7 separate regions of the Homo sapiens genome follow, and all the other regions are linked to region 2. A link is a contact called in ENCODE Hi-C or POLR2A ChIA-PET data. All regions are on one chromosome and are shown on one strand. The core of a region is the stretch at or near the end of the contact, and the rest is flanking DNA. Distances in the headings are between cores, read along the strand shown.

Region 1 (3,418 bases), core at 249-2,748, 1.3 Mb after region 2:
ACTCCGGCCTGGGCAACAGAGTGAGACTCCGTCTCAAAAAAAAAAAAAAAAAAAAAGCAGTGAGGAGGCTGGGCACAGTGGCTCACACCTGTAATCTCAGCACTTTGGCAGACCGAGGTGGATGGATGCCAGGAGTTCTAGACCAGCCTAGGCAACTTAGGGAGACTCTGTCTCTACAAAAAATGCAAAAATTAGCTGAGTGTTGCGGCGCGCACCTGTAGTCCCAGCTACTCGGGAGGCTGAGGTGGGAGGATCGATGTCCAGGAAGTCCAGCCTGCATTGAGCCCACATCCTGCCACTGCACTCCAGCCTGGGTGACAGAGAGAGGCCCTGTCTCAAAAAAAAAAAAAAAAAAAAGAAAGAGAGAAAGAAAGAAAGAAAAAATAAAAACAGCCAACGACCAAACAAATAAAAGAGCAGTGAGAACCAGACACGGTGGCTCATGCCTGTAATCCCAGCACTTTGGGAGGCAGAGGCAGGAGGATCACTTGAGCCCAGGAGGTCCAGACCAACGTGGGAAACATAGCAAGACCTTGTCTCTACAAAAATAAAAATAAAAAAATTAGGCTTGGGGATACAGGTCTGCAAGCCTACTTGGGAGGCTGAGGTGGGAGGATCAGTGAAACTTGAGGTCAAGGCTGCAGTGAGCTGTGATTACATCACTGCACTCCAGCCTGGGTAACGGAAGAGAGACACTGCCTCTAGGAAAAAAAAAAAAAAAAAAAAAAAAAGGCAAGGAGTTCCAATCATTCTCCCTTCACAGAGAAGCAGCTTGGATTCGATGGGACTGTAGTTTCTGGAATCCGACTGCAAAGCTGACCGCTGGTAGAGCCCAGCTTCTAACTTAGGAAAGGCACTAGCTCTCTACAAAGCCGCCACTCCCCAACTACACCCTGTAGGGACCAGCCAATCCCAAAGCCCGAGCGGGCGTCATCACCAATTGCAAGGCGGGAGACAGAGCCTTGGCTGGCACCGGGCCTCCTCCCCGGACCCGCAGAGGCCTGGCAGCGCCGCGTTTGAGGAGGGTTCGTGTCAGGAAGTCAAGGCTGGATGATCGCTTAAGCCCAGGAGTTAAAGACCGGCCCGGACAACAAAGCGAGACCCCGTCTCTCCAGAAAAAGAAAAAAAGAGAGAGAGAGAGAGAAATTAGCCGGGCGTGGTGGCGTACGCTTGTAGTCCCATCTACTTAGGAGGCTGAGGTGGGAGGATCGCTTGAGCCCAGGAGGTGGAGGCTGCACTGAGCTATGATCGCCCCACTGCCCTCCAGAGTGAGCGACAGAGCCAGACCCTGTTGCTAAAAAAAAAAAAAAAATCCATAAAGCCGGGGACCATCTTTGCTCCAGGGAGGTCAGCTGACCCGGGCTGGCACTGGCCCTGGCGCAGTTCCCGCCCCTCCCGGGAGCGCTGGCACCGCCCCTTGGCACCACCCCCTCCCCGCGCCCCCGCCTTCCAGGAAGGGGCGGGGTCTCCGAGACGGGTGGGGCCGGAGCTCCAAGCTGGTTTGAACAAGCCCTGGGCATGTTTGGCGGGAAGTTGGCTTAGCTCGGCTACCTGTGGCCCCGCAGTTTTGTAGTCCCCGCCTTGTTTCTCCCCAGAGGCCTCTCAATCCTCCCTCCATGATCTTCGCATAGAGCACAGTACCCCTTCACACGGAGGACGCGATGGCTCCCAAGAAACGCCCAGAAACCCAGAAGACCTCCGAGATTGTATTACGCCCCAGGAACAAGAGGAGCAGGAGTCCCCTGGAGCTGGAGCCCGAGGCCAAGAAGCTCTGTGCGAAGGGCTCCGGTACTGCCTGTGCCTGCTGCTTGAATATTTCCGCCTTTTAGGGTGCTCGCGCAGGAGGCTGCAGCGGGGGATGGGTGCTCCGAGGCTCCCGAGGCCCGCGCAGGTCACGGGTGCCTCCGGCTGTGCATTCTACCTGCAGGTCCTTTGACACCAGAGTGTTTAGGTTTCAACACCTCTCCCGCTAGGTAACAGGAAGCAGATGAGCTCCGTAACAACAGACACACGGACTTGTCAGATTCCTTGTTCGTATCAGGGTTCTTGCACAGTTAGGACGGCTTCAGAGAATCCTACCTTTCCTGGCGCTGTGTGTGCTGGATTTCATAGTCACGCTTGTTAGCTGCACGTCCTCGGTGGTCAGTTGTGAGAGCCCCCAATTCCTTCCTCCTTAGAAAGCTCATTCTCTGAGGTTTACTGGGGCTTGAACCTGGGGCTATAAGGAGTTTCGAGACACTCAAAAACGAGCTGGGGCTTGTTAATCAAGTGGTTTTTGTCCATGAGAAGAAAGAATTGGTTGTCAAGACGTCGGACCTATAGTGATTGGGTCCTCAAATACAGTTTGGTGATCAGGAGTTGTTGCTTTATTGCTATTCTAATTTCACTTACCTCCCCAGAAGTAACCTAGTTAAGAGCATTTCCAGGCCTTCCTATTCCTTCTTTTCCTAAACGGTGACTTCTGCCATGCTGCCCTAAAATCTTTTTATTGTGCATTATATGTGATTTATAAAATTGTGACCCAGTCCCATCTCGAGTTTTGCAGCCCAAACTGGGAAGAGTTCTGCATTGTACTTTATCCTTGTGTGTTTCTTTGGCTGGGGTCTCAGGAACCCTGCACGACTGTATTTACTTTCACTTCAGACTTACTGTTTGTGGGAGTGTTTTGGGGAAGGGGCCAAATCCTCACTCATTTTTTTATTTCTGGTGCTCGTTGAGACCACACAGACATGGAAAGGCCGCAGGAGGTGATGAGACAGAGATTAACCGTGCCGAATGAAACAAGGCTTCCTTTCGGGGAATTCAGCAGAAAAACCTTTCGTGAGATTGGAGAGGAAAATATGTCTGTTCTGCTTGGCAGGTCCTAGCAGAAGATGTGACTCAGACTGCCTCTGGGTGGGGCTGGCTGGCCCACAGATCCTGCCACCATGCCGCAGCATCGTCAGGACCCTCCACCAGCATAAGCTGGGCAGAGCTTCCTGGCCATCTGTCCAGCAGGTAAGGCATTTTTTGCCTCAAGTCCTCAAGGGTTTACACGTGCATTTTTACTATTGCATGCTCCCAAATTAGATGATGGCTTGGTTCACCAGCTTGTCAGAGTGGTCCGATCACCCAGACTGTGGTGACTGGCCTACTGGGCACTCAGCCAGGTAAAAAATGTCTTATGTTGTAAAGGTCCCAGCTGGAATGCACTCTGCCCCTTTTGCTTTCCAAGATTATTCGTTCGTGTACATTGCAAATATTTTCATGCACAGGGCAGGCAGTTAGCTTTCCTTTGGTGGGAGGACTTGGATCTAGGGCTCATCCATGAAGGAGGCAGAGATTGGCAGTTTACCCAGAACTTGGGTTTTAATTCAACCTAATTCATTTCTCTCTGTGGCAGGGGCTCCAGCAGTCCTTTTTGCACACTCTGGATTCT
Region 2 (3,182 bases), core at 256-2,755:
GCTGCAGGGATCACCTGTCACATGCTCTGCTCAGACACCCACAGACTATGTGGAAACCAACCTTCTTCTCCACCCACTTCCTCAGCACTCCCCTCTCCCCAACATGATCTCACAAGGGTGGCTGGACCAAGAAAGGATGGGTCAATCTCAGTGACAAGCCAGTTACTGCCCTGCTGGATGGCACTGGTCATCCAGCTGCCCACAACTGCCCATCGCTCTCTGAACTGCCACAGATACACGGTCCCACCTCCTGGCCCTTTCTCTCTTGGCAGCCTGTTCCTGAGGGTCTATTCCACCTCCACTTTTCTTTTTTCTGAGTCGGAGTTTCACTCTTGTTGCCCAGGCTGGAGTGCAATGGCACAATCTCGGCTCACTGCAACCTCTGCCTCCCAGGTTCAAGCAATTCTCCTGCCTCAGCCTCTCAAGTAGCTGGGACTACAGGCACCTGCTACCATGCCCAGCTAATTTTTGTATTTTTAGTAGAGATGGGGTTTCACCATGTTGGCCAGGCTGGTCTCGAACTCCTGACCTCACGTGATCCACCTGCCTCTGCCTCCCAAAGTGCTGGGATTACAAGTGTGAGCCACTGCACCTGGCCTCACCTCTGCTTTTCAAAACCCAGTGCATTCTTTCAGGACTGTGACAGCAGTCACTGGGCAAACACTCTTGAGGTAGTTACAATCTGGGAATCCTGGAATCTGGGAGATCTAGACTTGAATCTTGGTTCTGGGACCATCAGTGACTGTTCTCTAACCTCACTGAGCTTCTTCCTTAAATGGACAGTGATGACAATAAGTACCACTTAATATGACTGTAGGGAGGATTAACAAGTAAAGGTAAGAAAGGCACTTAGTCCAGCGCCTGGCCAGTAGTGAATACTCAGATAAGGTCCCCAGACGTGTCTCTTGACTTAGGGACATGGAGGGCCCAGGACAATGAACAACAGACCTTGTGCCGATTCAGTCATAGCACAAGGTGTCTAACGGGCAGCCCAGGTCCTCGGGCTGGGGTGCTCACCCTCTCTGGGGAACTCACCAGGGGCCAGGCAGCCGATCCCCCATCCCCCACCCCCAGAGCCCGGCTCACCCAGCTCTGACAGCTCGTGCGAATCGGCGAATCGACCTGGGGAGAGGGTACAGAAGGAGGTGTGAGTGAGCATCTGCCTCACATTTCGTCTTCGGGTCCCGGAAATCCCCTCCCTACGCCCTTTGGGAACCTGGACGGGTCTTCTCAAGCACAGCGATCACTACCCTGACTCCGCAGGGAAGGGGGCCACTGGGGTCATAGGTCAGGGCCCAGAAGGAACTGATCAAAGGTCAGGGTGGCACCTGCCAGCAGGTAACTGAAGCCCCGCACTGCTGTCTCCAGCTGGGCCGTGGCGGCCGGGTGACGAGTCACGTACTCCTGGTAGCGGAGGCCCAGGAGCCGCAGCTTCTCCATCCTGCCCTCGGCACCGACAGACCCACAGAAGGACCGTACGACAGGCTGCGGCGCCCTGCTTCCTGCGCCCTCCTTCCTGCTTCCGGTCTTAGGCCCGCCTCTTGGTTGCTTAACTTCCGCGGGCCAGAAGGCTGAGGACTTGAAGAACCGGTGAACCACCCTTCACCCCATCTCTTGAACCGCTTCCCACTCGGGTAGCCCTTAGCAACTGAGGGCCCAAACCCGGCCCCCTACTCCCTCAAGTCATTGGTTAGCACGCTCTCCGCCCCTGACCCGCCCAGCGCCGTCAGCACCCAGCTCTTCCGTTTACCGGGTTGGCTGCCCTTGCGCCTGCGCAGTTAAAGCTCCGGTAAAGCCGGGCGGCAGTCAGAGCAGTTCATTCTAGAGAAGGGAGCTGGAGCCCCGAGTCTTTCCAATGGAACGCCGAGAGACTCGAACGGCAGGGCCGGATTTTAAAGGGCTGAGAGATAGCGGGTGCTTGAAAAAAGGAGCCTCGATCAGATTTGGGGAGGTGCGGGGCGTCTAAATACAGTTGCACTGTGTCTCAGCAGGCGCGCGTTCGGCCAGTATCCCCATCTCCGTTTCCTCAACAAAGGTAGTGCTGGGGAAACTGAGGCAGTAAGGAGTCCAGCCCTCTAGTGCCGTCTCGATCCCCTAGACAGCACAGTTAGTGCTCCGGCTTCGGCCTCAGCTCCCGTATGGACTGTGCCCCCCAAAGGGCTCGCGCCTGCATTCCCACATACGCGAAGAAAGCCCTGGCCCGGGCTTCTCTCGGCTCGGTGGCCCTTGGGCGGGAGTATCCCTTCTCTGGGTCTCGGATTTCCCGATCTGTAAAATGGTTTGAGGGCAGACTTGATCCTTGAACTCAGAATCGATCTCAGCTTTCTGGCCCTCGGACGCACCTCGCAGTCCTCAGCTGCGCCCCCAAGGGAAGGGGAGACCCCTGGGGAGTATCTTCCCAAACCAAGCAGCCTCCCTGGAACGGGTGGCACCGGGAGATCTGCGGCGAGTGGTGGAGGGAACGGGCGCTCTGGGGAGGTAGCGCTGATTGGCTGCGGGGAAAGGGGCGTGACATGGGTGGAGCCGTGGGCCAGTGGCCTGAGGGAGCGGGCCAGCGGATTTATGGTACCCTGAGAATAGTAATACATTATTTTACCTAATCCTCTCCACCAGATATCTCCAGATGAAGAAAGCATCCTTTTAAGAACGCCCAGCCAAAATTTGAGTGTTGGTCTTTTCTGACCTCAGAGACTAGGCGGTTTTTTTTAATTCATTTTTTTTAACTTTAATTTTATTTTTAGAGACCAGGTCTAAGCATCACACCTCACCAGGAAACCACAACCTTCCTTCCACTCCCTCACTCCACCCTACTCCACAGCTTAGTTTTCTTCTCTATCAGGTGGGGGATTAAAGCTGCCCTCTTCTCACATCAAAGAACGAAGACCCAGGGAAAGGTGACCAGGGGCCTGAGGAGAGGCAAAGGTCTTGGAGAACAGAGGAGGTGGTCATGGGCATCGTCGACATCATTTCTGGCCACGCTCTGGGTTCCAGGCTTGCTTGCCCTCCTCCCAGCAGCCCCAAGTTGCTATGAACTGTTCACAGATGGGAAATTAGGGCCCAATAAGGAGGGGAAAGGATTTGTCCCACATGGCACAGCAAGGCACTGGCCAAAGAGGCCACAGCGCAGGTCTCCAGTGGCAGTGCCCTCTCTCCTACTGCCCACAGCCCACAAAAGCTGTGAC
Region 3 (3,295 bases), core at 350-2,849, 1.4 Mb after region 2:
TCTCTCCTTTCCCCAGGACCGACTGATGTTCCCACGGATGCTAATGAAACTGGTGAGCCTCCGGACCCTGAGCAGCGTCCACTCAGAGCAAGTGTTTGCACTGCGTCTGCAGGACAAAAAGCTCCCACCGCTGCTCTCTGAGATCTGGGATGTGCACGAATGACTGTTCTGTCCCCATATTTTCTGTTTTCTTGGCCGGATGGCTGAGGCCTGGTGGCTGCCTCCTAGAAGTGGAACAGACTGAGAAGGGCAAACATTCCTGGGAGCTGGGCAAGGAGATCCTCCCGTGGCATTAAAAGAGAGTCAAAGGGTTGCGAGTTTTGTGGCTACTGAGCAGTGGAGCCCTCGCTAACACTGTGCTGTGTCTGAAGATCATGCTGACCCCACAAACGGATGGGCCTGGGGGCCACTTTGCACAGGGTTCTCCAGAGCCCTGCCCATCCTGCCTCCACCACTTCCTGTTTTTCCCACAGGGCCCCAAGAAAAATTCTCCACTGTCACTCTGTGGTATGGCCATAAATGCCTCAGCGCCGCCTCACTGATAGGTCTGGTACTGTTTGAACAGGAAGATCAAAATGAATACAAAATGAGAGAAACCAATTTCTGGATTGGGGGTGGGGACACGGTAATAGAGGAGGAAGCCTGCGATCTTTAGGATCCGCCTCCAGGCCCAGAGGAGGGAGAGTCACAAATGACAGCCTTGGCCGTGAGAGGGGGCCTCTTCTTACTAACCCCCACTGCGCCATATGGGTAAATGGAATGCTGAGGCTTAGGCGCCCCCTTCCCCTGCTGGGATCCGGGTAGGATCCGGTTGCCTTTCTGCGGTGGAGGAGGAAGTGTTGGATTTCAGCGCTAAGGCGTCGGCGGTGCACCTCACGTGCATGTGTAGCATGCCTTGGTTTTTCCTTTGGCATCTGAAAAAGGCACAACCTGAAAGACCTAGAACCCAGTGTCGGTCCCCAGGCCCTTTGGGACAGGAAGAGAAGAGCCGTGTGGCCGCGGGGAGGATGTCCTGAGGCGGGGCTGTCCTCGCGGACTGACTGGACTCCATCTCCCAGCGGGCGCCGCGGCGCGGCCACGCCCCCCCACTCCCCGCGCGCGCCCGGTGGAGGTAACCGCGGCCGCGCGCCCCCCTCTGCCCCCGCTGCCCAGGATTGGTAGGCTCCACCGCTCGGCAGCCGGCTTCCCTGCTCGGACGCCGAGCACCGCCAAAGCGCGTGAGTGGGGGGTGGGGACTGGGGGATGGGGAGCCCGTCAGGAAGTCTCAGGGGCCGATTATCTTGGGAAGTGACTTTCAGAGGAATCCCCATGTCGTCGAAACGGGCGCTATGACCCCGTCGGGTGAGAGTCTCTCTGAGCAACCCAAACAGAAGGTACTGCTGTGGGTCCCCCACTTGGCACGCGACGGCGCTGGGTCGGCCTGGCGCGCCCTCCCGCGCCCACGGGCGCTAGGCTAGGTCTGTGCGCAGCCGCTGTCTCCCGAGGTCGGCCCCGCCCCGCGGCGCTCGGCTCGGTGCAGCCCCGGCCCCCCGGGCTGAATGGTACGGCCCCGGCCCCGGCCTCCCCCTCCGCACCCCGCGCGAGTGGTGCGTGCCCCCCAGTGCAGACGCGGAACTGGCGCCCGCTCGGAGCGGCGCCGCGCTGGGGAGCGACTGACGCCCCGCTGCCGGGGGACGTCGGGCTGGGCCTGGCCAGTCCCCCAGAGCTTGGGAGGTAGGAGAGTCTGGGCCGGTGGGGTCCTGGGCGAGCGTCTGGGGACTCCGAGCGGGAGACGGGCTCTGAGAGGACACCGTGGCTCTTGGAGGAAGGGGTCTCTCAGGAGGCCCTGGGGGAGTGTGAAGGGGCGTGGGGACGGGGGTCTGCCGAGGAGGGGCGGGGACGGGGATGGGGGCGCCCCGGGCAGAGGAGGGGGCTCAGGCTACTGGGCTTGGTTCCTGCCGAGCGGGCGGCTCGGGTTCAGGTTCGGGGCGGGGGCGGGGGCGGGGGAGAACTGTCCAGCAGGTGAGGGGGCGGGCAGAGCTGGCCAGCCCTGGGGCCGAACCCGCACAGCGCTTGGCGGGTGTGCTTGTGCGTGTGCGTGCTTGCGCCTTATTTTTGGCTAGAATTTGGAGAAACACGTTTGGTTCTCAAGAAATTTTTTTTTTAACTTGATATTTCAAAATTGACTTGCTGGAGAGAGAACACCATTTCATCTTTCTGCAATCGCTCTCCTCCCCATCCTCGTGTATCTACCTTCTTCCACCTTTCCCTGCCCTCCCCTCTACCCCAACCCTGCCAGCTGCCAGCCTCCTTGCTCCAGTTCTCCCATACGCTGGACCAGTCTGTGCTGATGAGCTTGCAAGGTCACTGCCTGGGGAGGTAGAGGAGGGGAGGAGAGCCTCCTGTTGTGTTCACGTCAGCAGAGATGTCATATCGCTCTCTGGTTCCTGTGGTTTTACTGTGAGATCCTGTCCAAAATGAGGGACGAATCCAAAGGGTTGGTTAGCATGGCTATTTCTGCTGAAAAGGCATAGATAACTTAAAAGTTTGTGAATCCTAAATCTACCTCTGGGTGGAGCTGATGGTGATGTCGGACTTCAGCAGATAGATATGCATTTTGAGCTGGATGCTTTTGGAATACAGGAAGATAGGAACCAGAGGCTCTACGTTAGTAAACATGGTTGAGGCAAGAGGCAGAGTCGGAGCCTCGTTGGTTGTGAAGACAAGAGTGTGAGTTGTGGGTGATGTTAGAGGATTTAGTCTTTAGAGGAGTTAAAGGTGTTAGTCTTTTTGGGGAGGGGAGAGAGGAGAGAATGAGAAGGAAAATCTTAGTTATCTTTGCAATCTGAATAACTGAAGGCAGTGGCTGCTGATCAGATGTGAACTCTGGCTAAAAATTTATCCTACCACCCGTAGCTAGAATAATAACAAGATCTCAGGGTCCTTGTGGCTCTGGAAGGAAATGATTGTGAGTGACTTGAGTTTCGTCAGATAGTTGTCAGTGGAGAGGGACTGAGATCCCACCAAGGCTAGAGAGGCCTGATGCGTACTCAGTAGGAGGTGCTTCAGGCCTGATCTTTGAGATTTTGGTTGGAGAGGGCTCCGGGTTTTCAATGTAAACATAGATTGCAAGGTGTAGTCTAGAGCTCTGGTTCTATAAATTCTGTTTTACTTTAAGATACTTTGGCTCTCACTCTAGTCATTTCTACATAATTCTTTTTTTTTTTTCGAATCCCATGACAGGTTAACTACATAATTCTTTATTAAAACAAATTATGCTTTTTACTCATATCCCATTTCATTTCTCTATTTCTCT
Region 4 (3,472 bases), core at 774-3,273, 1.3 Mb after region 2:
CACCTAGGCCTACCCAGCAGGAACAGTGGACTTCATACGTGGTGTCCAAGACATCACATCAAAGCAAATGGAATCTACAACCATGATCACAGAAGGCCTGGGCCTTGGTAAATTGCCTGTCAAGAACAACTGGGAAAACGGTTCCTTGTGGGCACTCACTTGAGTGTGTTCTGTGAAGAAATCAGAGTCCTTCTTCTCTGGGGAGTGATTAGGAACGGCACTACTCATGTTGTCTATCCAAAGCTAGAAAGGAGAAGACACCCCTAAAACACAGGGCTCTGAATACTCCTAACCCTCCTGCCCCAGCCCCAAGAACAGGCACTTACATCAGTGCCATGCCTAGCCAGGGCCGCACTCCCCAGCTGCCGGATCTTCTCCCGGTACATCTGGGCAGCTCGGCTATTATATTTGGTGTTGGCATCATTGGCTGTGCATCCATGTTGGCGAAAAAAAGCCGTCTGGAGAGCAAAGAAGAGAGCAGCGCGTGCTACGGGTGATTCTCAAGAAGGAAACGTGTTGGCTGTAGGAGACATCTCCTTATGACAGCGAAGTTATTATCTATACAGGATGATACACGCTACTGACACCGGTTTTTCAGAGATAAAGTTTCTCGAAATTCCTGCAAAAAACACCTTGCAGCGGGCCATCCTCTGATATGACTGAAGTCCAGGCCCCACTGAACGCTGCCTGAGCACAACATCCCATACCCAGCCTCCCCATCCTTCATCCAGGGCAGGCCCACAAGACCCAATGACTGTGAAGGCTCCCAACTCCTGTGGCTTTTCCCCAAGAACACCTGCCCAGTTTAATTGGAATCTGAAACCCATTTAAGAGAAGCTGTGACCAGTTTCGAAGTTTTCAGAAAATAGCTTATGGTGGTGTTATAGAACAGAGAACCCTCTGAACAGGGAAAACGACAGGGCCTCTTAGGGAGTCGTGCAAAGTTAGTAACCAGGCAGAAGAATGGAAGGTGAGGGAAGTAGAAGGAGCTTTACCGCATTGGCATTCCCGCCGACCTGCATACACCTCAGCTGGAACCAGTTCCAGTTGGAATCCAACTCTGTGGACCTGTGTACAAGGGCTGCGTCTCACCCACTAGCAGATACCAGCAGGATTTCCCTGGCAACCCGGATACCTGTCACTTGGCCTCAGGCTGCTGTAGGCACCCAGGAAACATTAATCAGCCATCACCCCATTTCCTCCACACTACCCTGTCCATGAAAACTCTCCTCTTCGTTCATTTACTCCAAAGAGTACTAATTATGTCCCCAGATCCGAAAGGAGGTCACATTCTCAGGCACGCACGCCTGGATTTGGCTTTCCCCTAATGGATGGTCACAGTCTCACTAGAGACATACTGGTCTAACAACATATCAGCAACAACAAGGTCAATGCCTCCCTTTCCCCTCAACTAACGCTCAGAGTCTCAAGCCTGACCGTCAAAAAAGAGGAAGTTTTGGCCCAGAGGCGGAGACGGACCGCCCATGTGCCAAAGGGCCCACACAGGTGGTTCCCTCTGGCAGGAGGCTACCGGACCCTCTCGGCCCAGAGGCTTCCCACCGAATTCAGAGCGGCCCAAGTCGAGGCAGCCACTCTCCCTTGTTGCCCAGACACCCCTGGCCGGCCGGGTGGAAACACGGCAACCGCGCGGAGAGCCTACCTGATGAAGCTCAGATGGACGCCCAGGGAGCGGTGCACCCCGGAACAGTCAATGCACAAGAAAACACCGTACGTGATGCTGGCCCAACTCGGATTCTTGGCGCCGCAGTCGAAACAGGCCTGGGTGGAGGCGGCGATGAGCGAATCGTCAGGGGCCCCGAGTAAAGGCCAGGCACCGACACCCCAGAAACATAACCCACCTCCGCCCTTCTCCCTCCCTCAGGCCCCAGCGGGACGAGAGACTCCGCGCGCCCCCTGCTCACGCACCTTGTTGGTTGGAACTGCGCGAAGCCTCTTAAAAAGAGTCTGGATTTCGGTCTTGTTCGGCTCCGCCGCCATTTTCTCTCCTTCCCAGACACAACCGCGGCTGACGGGTCCCGCCGCGGGCCAATCCACGGCGGGGAGGGCGGGCTCACCAGGCCGGCCTCAGCGGTGCCTGGGCCAGCCGAGGGGTGGGGTGATTGGAGTCCGATCTGGACCAATGGGCAGCCGGCGGGACGGGGGCGGCGACGACAACCGCGGCCGCAAGAATCAACGCCGCGCCGGGCCAATCCGCAGCCGGGGCGGGGCGACGGCGCGCGGACCGGCCCAAACCTCCTCGCGCGCGTAGTACCCTTCCCCCCGCCCCTCCCACGCCGCAACCCCCAGGTGGAGTCGCCCCCACGCCGCGCAGGCTGCGGGAGGCTGGGGGCGGGGACCCCCACTCCAGCTAATTACAGATCGATGAATAAGGATTAGGCTGCCCAAACACTCCTCGTCCCTCCGGCCCGAACGGGCAGACGCATTGGCCCGCGTCTCGCCCAGCCTTCAGCCGTTCTCGGTTAACAGCAAGCCTGACAGCGAGTCCCCTCCACTCCAGATTAGTATCTCGAAGTTCCAGAGCAGGTACCAAGCAGGCAAACCCTTTTCCAACCCCGGCCCCATAACAGACGCTAGGCCTCTCTCTAGATGCCCTCTGGTGGCCTGGCAAGGGTGTCCTATCAAAAAAATGCACATGAGCCCGACAGTGGTGTTTTTGTTTTTGTGTGTGGGTGTGTGTCAAGTTTTAATACACGCTAGAACAAGCCACAAGAGGGTGCTGCTAGGCCAGAACTACACTCACCCCAAGCCCACCCCAGGAACCCCAAAGCAGAGGTCAGGAACTGAGTCCACAGCTCCTGGGGAGGCCCAGGCACCCCTGAACGCTTCTGTCACCTCTGACCTCCCATCTTGCCCTCAGCCTAGACTCGTCCCTTCCCTACCAGTCCCTTCCCTAGACAAAGGCCCCTCCCCTCCCTGGGTCCCAGGACTTCCTCCCTCAAGGGACAGAGGAGCAGCCAGAGAGCGACGGTTCAGGGCCCTGAGGGTCCGGCTCTCCAGGAGAAGCTGGGCTCTGAACCAGGGTGGGTAAACGTTGCAGAAGGGCTGTCAGGACACTCAGGCGCCCACACACTCCACGTAGTTGGCAGGGTACAGGCCAATGCGGCCACTCTGCAACTGGCCTTGGCACCAGCCCTGCTCGTCCTCCTCACTCATCTTCAGCAGCTCCTCCCCTGGGGGAAAGGGGATTGGTCACTGCCAGTGGCCCTGGCCCAGGCCCTGTTCCTGCAACTGGGTCAAGGACTGAGGGGGATGGTGTGGTCCCAGAGCCCAGCTAGCAAAGACATGGCTCAGGCAGAGGCAGGTCAAGGTCAGCAAGCTGCCCCACCCCAGACCCTGAATGCAGCCACCAGGCACCAGCTATCTGGACCTGGAACAGCTGAAGGGACAGAGGACTGGCCCTTAAGAAGTGGGTATTTGGCTTCCCTTTCTGACACCCCTGCTCAGGCAGATA
Region 5 (3,344 bases), core at 745-3,244, 1.5 Mb after region 2:
TGCATCTCACTTTTCTCACACACCTGGAAACCCCTGCAATTTTATTAATTTGTAATTTTTTTTATTTTTTTATTTTTGAGACAGGGTCTCGCTCTGTTACCCAGACTGGAGTGCAGTGGCACGATCAGGGCTCACTGCAGCCTTGACCTCCCGGGTTCAAGCAATCCTTCCACCTCAGCCTCCTGAGTAGCTGGGGCTACAGGTGCGCACCATTACACCTGACTAATTTTAAATTTTTTTGTAGAGACCAGTTCTCAGTTTGTTACCCAGGCTGGTCTGGAACTCCTGGGCTCAAAAGATCTTCCTTCCTAGGCCTCCCAAAGTGCTGGGATTACAGATGTGAGCCACCGGGCCTTAGGTATCCGATGGGAATTCCAGGCCAGGTGGGAGGAAAGGGTAGTGCATTGGCACCAAGTAACGTTTCTGGCTGGGTCTTGCCCATCCCCTTGTTGGGTGGCCAGGAGCGCTCAGCCTCCAGAGGCAGGAATGCTGACTGTGTTATTGTGAAATCATTTGCATATTGTGAAGTGCTTTGCATAAGATGGAGCGCTTTTGCATACAGGGAGGGGGGCATTTTAGAAGTCCTAGGGCAGGATCCCTGAGTAGCTTTTCTTTGCCAAGAAACTAACCCAGGGATTCCATTTTGGAACTCAGGGAGGGAACAGAACGTCCTGGCAGTTGTATGGGCCCGGTGGGGTGAGATGGACAGAAAGCTTCAGAAGACAAGCTGGGCCACCAGGGAGAAGTTGGCGGTCTAAGGAAGGCCAACAGTGCAACATGAAGTGGGACAGGCACCAGAGGCAGCCCTGAGAGCTGAGTGTGCTCTCAAGAGCCCCAGCAGAGGGGAAAGTGACAGAGTAAATGGTTGGAGCTGCCATGGGAGGCTGATGAGGGTCAGAGACTTAAGAGACCTGTACTCAGTCGCTATCTCTGCCCAAGTGAGTACCCACATGCCCCTTCCTGAATCTTCTCCTGTACTGGCTGATTTCCAGAGAAGAATACAAACTCGAAACGCCAAGCCAGACTCCCACTGCTGTTCAGGACCTAGACGTGAGAAGTGGTATCACATACTCTGGCTTCAGGACACCCAGGTTTGAATCCTGGCTCTGCCATCTGTGCCACTGTGTGACCCTGGGCTAACAGTACCCACCACAATGGGATAATATGAGGATTCAGTGAGATAGTGCGAGTAAAGTGAATAGCACATAGTAGGTGGTCAGTAAATTGCGGTTATAAGAACTGCTATCCAGTGTTTGCTGCCTTAGTCTAACCAAAGAGGTCAGGTCTAGCTTCCTCCAGGTGAGGGAAGCACAGAGCCCTCGCCTCCCAGGTTTGGAGTTCCCATCAGCAGGGTCCAGCCACCATGCATTGGACCCCAAAGGGTTACAAGCCCTGGAGACAGTGGCCTGAGGTTCCCAGTGAAAAACCAAAGCATAAAAATAATTCGATGAGTAAGAATAAAATTCCCTCTTCTGAGGTTCCCGGGGCCAGGCCCCTCCCTGCGGCAGGCACTTCCCCTTTCCCTTGCTCATGGAGGAGCCAGGCCGGGCTGACTCAGAGCAGGAGCGCACAGTAGTCCTCCCAGCCCGACCTGGGCGGCGTGGTCTGGCGGCCGGGCGCGCCCCCGTGCGGCCACGGGCAGACTGCGGCCCTGGACGGGAAGCGGCGGCCAGATCCGCAAGCCCCGCAGCCTGGTCGATCGCGGTCCCCGCAGAGCCGCCGCTTCCGTCCCTGCCCAGCCTGGCTGAGCGCGGTGCGTGTGGCTCTCTCACTTCCGACCGACCCTCCCCTCCGGCCCGCAGCCCTGCCCAAACGGAAGTGCGCCCTCTACCCGGGTCCCCCACCGCCGCGAGGCGGAAGCGCCCTCCCGCCGCCACTCCCCCCGACCCCGCGGCACGCGGCGCCTCGGGTTCCGGACAGGCCCCTTGTGACGTGGCCGCGCGCCGGGGGCGGCCCCGGGCCGGGGGCCGGGCGGCCGGGCGGCCGGGCGGGGCAGAGCCTGGGCGGGGCGCGGCACCGCAGCTGGATGGCTGGGGCCGCCCGGATCGCCGCCGCCGCCGCCGCACGGTGAGTGCCAGCAGGACCCTCGGGGCCCGCGCCCCGGGCGTGATGGACCCGGCCGATCCCTCGCCCCGTCCGACTGGTCCTCATCAGACCTGGGCCGGCTCCCAGGACCCGGGAGTCAGGCTCGCCCGCTTCGGCCTCCTCTCCCCCATCGCTCCGCGCCCCACGCCCCATCCCTCCCTCGCTGTCCTCTCCGCGTCCCACCCGCCTCTCTCTAGCTCTCTCACTCTCTACTTTCCTCTCCCCTTGGACTCTCCGTGTATTCCCTCCCGCTAGCCTGTGGTCCCCTCACCTCTGCGTGACCGCCTCGTCCTGGCCCAGTCTTGCCTGTGGTCCCCAGTGGAGCCCCGCTGGCTTCATCAGTGCCCCTGATTAGTTAAGGCCTGGAGGTCCTAGACATGGGCATCTCTGCCACCACCCAGAGGCAGCTGCTTTCTTCCCCTCCCATCTCCATCAGAAGGTGAGGAAACTGAGGCAGGGACATCACCAGCTCAAGGTCACAGCCAGCCTGAGGCAGAGCAGACCACATTTAAACCTCATGCCCGAGTTTCCAGATGGAACTTCTCGCTTGGTTGACTCACGTCCACATCCTGTGATCGGCCGGCTGGGCACATTCCTGCTGCAGGGAGCCCCAGGCCTTCCCTGGCACAGGCAGGGCCTCTGCGCCTCCTCATGCCGGGTACATCCACCTGCACTTTCAGGCTTATCTCGTCCTCACAGCTGAGGCAGGTGATATTGATCCCTGTCCTGCAGATGAGGGCACTGAGGCTCAGAGGGGGGGCTTCAGAGATTTGCCCAGAGTTAGACAGCTCAAAGTGCAGCATAGAATTCACCGTGGGGGCTCTAAAGCCTGCGCTATACAAGAGAGAGGCATCCCCTGGCTAAAGGCTCCTTCCTCATCAGCCCCATCTCCTGTTGCCCTCAGTGCCCTGGGGACATTGGTCTCATGTCCTAGGAAGAAGCGTGGATGGTCTTGCCCTGGCTCATCTGCTCAGTTTCCCCACGTATGTCTCTCTGAATCCACCCCATCCCCTTAGAAGGGGTGCCTCAGTCTCTGGGGTGTCGCGGGCGGCAGGGCCTCCCCTGGCAGCCAGAGACACCCAGCTGGGCCGGGCCGTGCCGCCGGTGGCTGAGGAGAGCCAGCCAGCGCCTCACCCTGTCATTAGGGAAAGTTTAGCCTCAGGCGGAGGTGCTGACACAGTCTGGAGCTGCTCAGAAGGAAAAAATACGCAGTGCTCAGGAGTAGGGTGTGGAGACACAGGGCCCCATTGCTGTGCACC
Region 6 (3,295 bases), core at 154-2,653, 1.4 Mb before region 2:
TTGGGATGGGGCTTCAAAATACGCACTCCTAACAAGTTCCCAGATGATGTTGCTCCTGGTTCAAGGACCACGCTGTGAGAACTACAGTGCTGGGCTGGGATCCAGCTCCCGCCCTTACTCCACTCGTACAAAGCGCTCATAATCATACCCTCCCACAACGGTGTGTTGTGAGAGGACATTGTGATAATGGAAGTGAAAGAGCTTTGTCAGCTGCACAGGTGAATGCCCCTGGTCATTAACCAGGTAATCTGCCTGAGGCTAGTCCTCTGGAGCCTGGGAGGGCAGAGGGCTGGGACGCAGGGTGGGCACCGCAGCCACCTAGAGAGCTCTTGCAGCCCACCTCAATTTTGGGCCACTTTTTCTTCAGGGAGAAAGCCAGCTTTGAGGGCTTAGGCCCACAGCCCCTCCTGCCACTATTCTCATCAACCCACACCTCCTCCCTCACCTCAGGCAGCTGCTGGGCACTGCCCCAGCACTGGTTGTTCTGGGCTACTTCCCCAGGGGCCAGTCCAGGCAAGCTGGGGCAGCTCAAGCCTGTGACTCAGGACCTGAGGCTGGATCCCGCTCACGCCCGCCTCCATGAGATTCAGAGCCCTCGACTTCCCTTCTCTGAGCCTTAAACTGCGCATTAGTAAAATAGGCGCAACGAGAGTACCCATGAGTTGTGGGAATTCAAGGGCTAGAACTGTATTCAGCGCTTGGCATAGAGCCTGGCCCCTGGCAAGGATTCAATCAATGGTAGTCAGTATTTTCAAAAAGTTCCTGGGCCCAGGCCGCCTCCTGATAGAGGCCCCGACTTAGGACACAAACCGCTCCCACGCCGTTCCCCGGCGGCACCCGGATACACCCGCCCTGGAATGCCAGCGTGGGGGCCCCAGGGCTACCCGCCCGAGATGAGAGGGGCAGGGCAGGGCAGGATTAGGAAGGCGCTGAGCCCAGGCTGGTGCGGGGAGGGGCGTGGCCTCACCCTACTAGGGCCGGGGGATGGGGTGGGCTCGAAGGAGAAAGTGAAGGAGGCGGGGGCGCTGGGAGGGCCCGGGAGGAGACCGGGAGGACGAGGTAGGCGGGAGCTGGGCGGGACCGTTAGGCAGCGCCGTGAGTGGACAGGGCTGGAGCGGGGCGGGCTTAATCCCCAGTGTAACCTGGGGGCGGGGCTGCCGGGATAGAGGAGAGACTCCGTAGCGGGGCGGGGCCTCAGCTCCAGCTGGGCCCGGGGGCGAGGCTGGTTGGGGTACGGCCATAGTGGGCGGGGCCTGGCCGGCGGGAGCGCACCGCCTTCCCAAAGGGCTCGGGGGCGGGGCCGGCGGAGGGGGCGTGTCTTCTGGGGGCGGGGCCTGCCGAGTCCGCGGCGTTCCCCGGCTGCAGCCGGGAGGGGGCCGAGGAGTGACTGAGCCCCGGGCTGTGCAGTCCGACGCCGACTGAGGCACGAGCGGGTGACGCTGGGCCTGCAGCGCGGAGCAGAAAGCAGAACCCGCAGGTGAGCAAGGGGGCAGCGGGCCGGGGTAGCCTGCCGGACAACCATAGGCAAAGTTAGTTTTAGCCCCCGCTTCTGCGGTCCGGCTCGGACAACTTTCCTCGGAACTAGTGACAGGTCGGGGCAGCTGGTGGGTGAAAAGGAGCTTTAGCCACCAGTCCTGAACCCCCAGTTCTCACACTCGGCCGTGCACAGCTGCGTGATCCTGGGTCCGTCCCTCTACCTGGCTCTGGACCTCCCGGGTTCCAGCAGGAGGAAGTGAACCAGGTGAATTCCACGCTCCCGTTGCCCTTTCTCACTTAAAACGCCGGAAGGTGAGAGCTGGCAGGTGAGAGCAGGCTGCAGGTCGCCACAGGTGTTCCCATCGCGTTGCCCTCTGCAGTTTCTCTCCCTGCAAAATGGGACTGAGAGAAGCGAATTGCTTTAAAGAGTGCACTGTTTCCTCGGTTGGGGCTCGAACCCACCAACCCTGGGGAAGAGGAGGCCAAAGCAGGGAGGTTCCATTTCCCGCCTCACCTGCTTCCCACCAATTCTAACAGTTCAACTGAGCCGGACCCCCTAAGACTTCAAGTTGGAAACTCAGTGGGGCTTTTCCAGGTGAGCTGGCCTGAGCAGGAGGTTGGAAACTGGGGAACAGTTCTTACACTGGTGAGTGGGGAAGAGAAGGGAAAACCCCACCAATCCTTGGGCCCAGGGTCAAGCCCAGGGCCCCAGGGGCCCTTGAAGCATACCCGGGGTTAATTTCTTGGCTGACGGGTTCTGTTCCTGGAGGTGGTGGGTGCTCTGTGCTGGGCCCCAGTAGCGGGGCAGCATAGTTCTGTGGTCAAGGCTTGGGCTTTGGGATCAAACTGATTTGGATTCCATTCCCCCTCCAAACTTCAGTTTCCTCACCTGTAAAATGGGGATAATGACAATATCCAATAGCAGGAGCAAGCACTAAATAGAATAATGTGTATACACTACTTAGCAAGGTGCCAGGAAACCAGTGAGACCTCCCTCTGTGACAGCTGCTTTGATGCGGGTGGGCAGGTGATGGGCTTGCTTCCTATGGGGAATGAGCCTTTTTTTTTTCTTGGAGAGATGGGGTTGGCTACAGCCCCTCCTGACCTTGTGAAAGCCAGAAATTGCCACCTGCCACCAACATCACTCTATTTGAGGGATGAGGACTGTGTCATCTGGAACAAAGAGTGGCTGAGTTTTCTGTAATGTTGCTTGAGGTTGGTAAGTGTTGAGTTAAATAAGTCTAAAAATGTTTACTGAGCACCTACTATATGCTAGAGAGAGCTAGAGGATACAGAGGTGAACTAGCCAGGCCTGAGTTGCTGACAATGAGGGCTCCCCCATCCCTACCATGTCCCTGTAGAGAGGATCAGTCACACCCAGGGCTTATAACCAGATGAGATTTCATGGGTCTGTTCTGCCCTGGTGGCTGGAATCCAGCTATACCATTGCACACTTGGCTTGGGATGGGGGCGAGGGGCAATGTGGGCACCCGATATCTAAGCAGGGTTGGACACTGAAGGACGCTGAAGGTGCTGCATTATATTGGCTCCCTGCATCTTCTGGGAGATAAGCTGTACAGTATGGAACAAACTGGAAAGTGCTGTGGGACAGAGACGGACTGGCGGCTGCGCTGTGTGCAGGAGACTGTGTGTGTATGTAGGGCAGGGGGAGGTGTTCAGAAGAGTGAGACACTTGAGAAGCCAGGGCAGGGGGTGGGGGTAAGGAGGCTTCCTGGAGGGGGTGAGACTTGAATAGGACTTTCTCTCTGGGCTCCTGGTCCTGGTTTGGCTTGGATCAACATGGGACCACAGTCTCTTC
Region 7 (3,121 bases), core at 512-3,011, 1.6 Mb after region 2:
CTTTGCTTTACCAACAGTGCTGCTTCAATCTTGGCTAACTCATGATCAGAAACCACATACTAGGTAAGTAAAGCCTGAAGAATATAAAAATTAACATGAGAAGAAAATCACTGTAGCAACAGTTTGTGCATGCTATTGTAATTCCATGATTTTCTAAGTGGACTCTTTAATGCTAAAACAGAAAGGGTGATTCTATATTGAGACGCCTTCATTCTCACCAAGGATTAATAGAGAGGCTGAAACTTCCAAAGCGCTTGGAGAGAAGCTACACTTGTGGGCAAGGGGAAAGCATCCAATTAAAGCCTTCCCAATTCATGGGTAATCAAAGACAGTGAAAAGAACTTTAAAAGGTGAAGTTCCGGGCGGGGGCGGTGGCTCACGCCTGTAATCCCCAGCACTCTGGGAGGTCGAGGCGGGTGGATCACCCGAGGTCAGGAGTTCGAGACCATCCAGCCTGATCAACATGGTGAAACCCCGTCTATACTAAAAATACGAAAATTAGCCAGGCCTGGTGGCACATGCCTGTAATCCCAGCTACTTGGGAGGCTGAGGCAGGAGAATTGCTTGAACCTGGGGAGGTTGCAGTGAGCCGAGATAGCGCCACTGCACTCCAGCCTAAGCAACAAGAGCGAAACTCCGTCTTAAAAAAAAAAAAAAAAAAGATGAAGTTCTTGTAAAAGATTCATTATTTGTAACCTCTTACACTGCACACATTATAAAGCATTTCATGCTCTTTAAAACTGTTATACAGCCTTTTTACTCGAAGGTAATAAACCTACAGCTCTCTCCTGGCGAGAAAGAGATTCCATTTTGCGGAAACAGATTCCAGTCAAAATCTTACCACATTCCCCTCAACTATGGGTATGAGCCTAAACCAATGAGAAGCTCCTTGGTGCATGTGTAATGGTCTCCAAGAATTACAACAACATCCTACCCGGAGGACCACAACCACGACACCACTGGCTTTAAAATCAAAGCCTGGTCCCTAGCGAAGAAAGCGCTTTAATGTGCTCCTCCCGCTCCCGGGTGCGAGATTCCTGCCCAGCTACTAGGCCACGACTGGGTGAGCACCTGATGTGGGGGGAGGGCGAGCCAAGGCCGTAGCGGATCTGGGGCGAGGAACGAGGGGCTCTCGAGGCTCGGGAAAAGCGCTGCCTTCTAGGGGCGCGGACCCTTCGGCACCCACAGGAGTGGACACTAAGAACACGTGAGACGACAGGGGCAGAGATGGGGTGTCCCGGGCAGGTAGCCTGGGTCCAGCACGGCAGCCAGAAAGACGAGGAAAACGGAGCTGGCCCTGGGCAGGGCACGAGGCCTCTGAGCCTAGAGAGTGAAGGTAAAGGGCGCGGGGAGAGGAAGCAAAGCCACGAGGAGGGCGGGTCTCCCTGGGCGCGGGGGCACGCGCTGGGCAAACGCGACAGGACCCGGGGAGCCGGGGACCCCGACATGCAGGAGGAGATCGCAGCCCTACCCCAGGACGCAGGGAACGAGAAAAGGCCGCGCCCGGAGGGCCCTGTGACCCGCGGCCTCCCTAACCGGACCCGCCCCGCGGCGCCTCCCTCTTGCCTTTTTTCCCCTCCCTCCCTCCCGCGGCCCGTTATCCTGCGGCCGCAGCACTCACCAGCGGCTGCACCTGAGCCTGCCGCTGCCTCAGTTGCTGCCTGCGCCTCCGCAGCCGCCGCCGCCGCCTCGCTGCTGAGGCCGAATCCCGGGGGAGCCTCCGCGTCCCGCCGCCGCTGCCGCTGCCGCCAGAGCAGAACACCCCAAAATGGCGGCACTTCCGGCACCTACCACCGGCGGGGAGGGCAGAGGAGGAGGGGGAGCGCGGCGAGGGGGAACGTATCACCGCGGCGCCGCCCGCAGCGCCGATGCGAGCGGAGCGCGGCGTAGGGGCGGGCCGAGCGCCGGGCGCTGCAGCGCCCCCTCGGGCTGGGAAGTGGAGGAGCAGCCGCACCTAAGCCCCTGGGGCCGCGGGCGGAGCCCTCAACCTAGGGAGCTGCAGGGGCGCATCTCTTTGTCTCCGATCCCTACTGGAGGGAAGAGCCAGGCCTGGGAATCTGAAGTTCTCGACTCCGCCCATCGCACCCACAGGAGCTCTAGATGACCCTGGTGGGCAAGGAGGCACCCCTACTGGGCACTGAATAGGAGCATAATAAGATATTTGTTGAATAAATGGATGAGTGAGTGACTGGTGCTTGGCCAGCGTTGGGCACATGGCACGCCCCTTTTTGCCCCAGCAGACAAGCAACAGCATCCAGGCCTTCCTTCTTTGCTGGGATGTGAATATGTGTGTTCCAAGTGCAGGGAGTGCTTTTTAGCAAGATAATCAGTGTGAACGCACAACCTGGCAACGATCGCTGCGACATAAGGAAGTTCACAAAGATTCTATTAAGAGACCGATTGCCCAGCCATAACCTGCTTTTACCGAAAAAAAAATATATATATATATTTTTTTTTCTTAACTCAGGTTAGGTCTCTAAAGACTTCCTCCTGAGTTACTCTGGAATCCCTGGGTCTAGATGGAACGCAAGCAGTACAATTTGTTGTTGTTGTTGTTGTTGTTTAAGCCAACATTTATTCCTAGGTTCCAGACCTTGTGAGGCAGTTAAATGCAGATTAAGAAAGAAAACTTTGTTCTGGAAGCTTTTGGCCCCATCAACATGCAAATAACTCATGGGATGGTTTCTCTCTAACATCATCTGGCTTCCCAGAGAATATAATTTTTATACCCACAAATACTGATTATATCCTACCTTACCACAAACAACAAGTGGGCTTCCAAGCAGAAGCCTCAAGGGTTTTCCTCTTTCGCCTTTGGGGGGGAAAAAAACTAACCAGAGTTTTTCTGGTACCATATAGTCCTTAAATTGTACATGATCATATTCCCTAATTGTACTGGGTAGTTTTATATACATTCATAATGCTGATATATGATCTTGTTCTTGTTAATAGTTTTATGTGTAGTTGACTGAAAACATCCTATATTTATAGACCATTATAGCTTACAGAATGTTGTCACAAATATTACCATATATTTGCTGCTATAGGTTGTAGAAATGTTTCAAGCAGAGAGTCTGTCTCCTTTTGTGCTCCATAGAATCATGTGGATATCCACATGGCT

What was found. A loop is a pair of places that touch in the nucleus more often than their neighbours do. ChIA-PET counts read pairs that join two places held with the same protein, here RNA polymerase II (POLR2A). Pooled maps may share reads with other maps.
Region 1: a pooled map shows a loop between it and region 2 (14-fold over the local background). The contact joins the promoter of DDB2 here to the promoter of PEX16 in region 2. A Hi-C loop is called at or near these places in 8 of 50 pooled maps. POLR2A ChIA-PET finds 5 or more read pairs at or near these places in 3 of 52 experiments (CD4-positive, alpha-beta T cell, CD4-positive, alpha-beta memory T cell and WTC11).
Region 3: a loop to region 2 is called in a map of naive thymus-derived CD4-positive, alpha-beta T cell, with 28 times the contacts of the local background. The contact joins the promoter of MADD here to the promoter of PEX16 in region 2. A Hi-C loop is called at or near these places in 1 of 168 maps with a recorded cell type or tissue (naive thymus-derived CD4-positive, alpha-beta T cell), 1 of 37 single-sample maps with no recorded cell type and 8 of 50 pooled maps. POLR2A ChIA-PET finds 5 or more read pairs at or near these places in 1 of 52 experiments (B cell).
Region 4: a loop to region 2 is called in a map of naive thymus-derived CD4-positive, alpha-beta T cell, with 9 times the contacts of the local background. The contact joins the promoter of ARFGAP2 here to the promoter of PEX16 in region 2. A Hi-C loop is called at or near these places in 1 of 168 maps with a recorded cell type or tissue (naive thymus-derived CD4-positive, alpha-beta T cell), 1 of 37 single-sample maps with no recorded cell type and 8 of 50 pooled maps.
Region 5: a loop to region 2 is called in a map of ascending aorta, with 6 times the contacts of the local background. The contact joins the promoter of SLC39A13 here to the promoter of PEX16 in region 2. A Hi-C loop is called at or near these places in 1 of 168 maps with a recorded cell type or tissue (ascending aorta), 1 of 37 single-sample maps with no recorded cell type and 8 of 50 pooled maps. POLR2A ChIA-PET finds 5 or more read pairs at or near these places in 2 of 52 experiments (CD4-positive, alpha-beta T cell and activated CD4-positive, alpha-beta T cell).
Region 6: a loop to region 2 is called in a map of B cell, with 6 times the contacts of the local background. The contact joins the promoter of CD82 here to the promoter of PEX16 in region 2. A Hi-C loop is called at or near these places in 1 of 168 maps with a recorded cell type or tissue (B cell), 4 of 37 single-sample maps with no recorded cell type and 14 of 50 pooled maps.
Region 7: a map of naive thymus-derived CD4-positive, alpha-beta T cell shows a loop between it and region 2 (9-fold over the local background). The contact joins the promoter of CELF1 here to the promoter of PEX16 in region 2. A Hi-C loop is called at or near these places in 1 of 168 maps with a recorded cell type or tissue (naive thymus-derived CD4-positive, alpha-beta T cell) and 5 of 50 pooled maps. POLR2A ChIA-PET finds 5 or more read pairs at or near these places in 1 of 52 experiments (activated B cell).

Annotation. Positions count from the first base shown.
Region 1 is chr11:47,213,476-47,216,893 of GRCh38, forward strand. DDB2 (damage specific DNA binding protein 2) reads left to right here and starts at 1,499. Exons shown (of 10, transcript NM_000107.3): 1 at 1,499-1,788; 2 at 2,861-2,997; 3 at 3,383-3,418. The coding sequence starts at 1,662. RefSeq lists enhancers at 103-939, 940-1,775, 982-1,221, 1,063-2,262, 1,552-1,831 and a silencer at 1,292-1,501.
Region 2 is chr11:45,916,372-45,919,553 of GRCh38, forward strand. It overlaps PEX16 (peroxisomal biogenesis factor 16), which reads right to left and starts at 1,506. Exons shown (of 11, transcript NM_004813.4): 1 at 1,329-1,506; 2 at 1,087-1,122. The coding sequence starts at 1,440. RefSeq lists enhancers at 562-1,314, 1,261-1,330.
Region 3 is chr11:47,268,534-47,271,828 of GRCh38, forward strand. It overlaps MADD (MAP kinase activating death domain), which reads left to right and starts at 1,600. Exons shown (of 37, transcript NM_001376571.1): 1 at 1,600-1,713. NR1H3 (nuclear receptor subfamily 1 group H member 3) reads left to right here. Exons shown (of 10, transcript NM_005693.4): 10 at 17-500. The coding sequence ends at 163. MADD-AS1 (MADD antisense RNA 1) reads right to left here. Exons shown (of 3, transcript NR_120569.1): 2 at 2,546-2,608; 3 at 2,124-2,447. RefSeq lists enhancers at 782-891, 1,365-1,659 and silencers at 1,042-1,151, 1,362-1,891.
Region 4 is chr11:47,174,856-47,178,327 of GRCh38, forward strand. ARFGAP2 (ARF GTPase activating protein 2) reads right to left here and starts at 2,024. Exons shown (of 16, transcript NM_032389.6): 1 at 1,927-2,024; 2 at 1,661-1,779; 3 at 996-1,068; 4 at 327-458; 5 at 160-243. The coding sequence starts at 1,998. PACSIN3 (protein kinase C and casein kinase substrate in neurons 3) reads right to left here. Exons shown (of 11, transcript NM_016223.5): 11 at 2,667-3,191. The coding sequence ends at 3,076. RefSeq lists enhancers at 1,772-2,001, 2,543-3,124, 2,972-3,021, 3,102-3,151 and a silencer at 2,052-2,481.
Region 5 is chr11:47,406,596-47,409,939 of GRCh38, forward strand. SLC39A13 (solute carrier family 39 member 13) reads left to right here and starts at 1,995. Exons shown (of 10, transcript NM_001128225.3): 1 at 1,995-2,067. It overlaps SLC39A13-AS1 (SLC39A13 antisense RNA 1), which reads right to left and starts at 2,687. Exons shown (of 4, transcript NR_182308.1): 1 at 2,357-2,687. RefSeq lists enhancers at 1,277-2,099, 2,388-3,254, 3,255-3,344 and a silencer at 1,508-2,297.
Region 6 is chr11:44,564,260-44,567,554 of GRCh38, forward strand. CD82 (CD82 molecule) reads left to right here and starts at 1,404. Exons shown (of 10, transcript NM_002231.4): 1 at 1,404-1,477. RefSeq lists a silencer at 903-1,502 and enhancers at 1,417-1,917, 2,423-2,492.
Region 7 is chr11:47,551,371-47,554,491 of GRCh38, forward strand. CELF1 (CUGBP Elav-like family member 1) reads right to left here and starts at 1,762. Exons shown (of 15, transcript NM_001376376.1): 1 at 1,622-1,762. RefSeq lists enhancers at 1-649, 1,325-2,000 and silencers at 1,348-1,437, 1,508-2,037.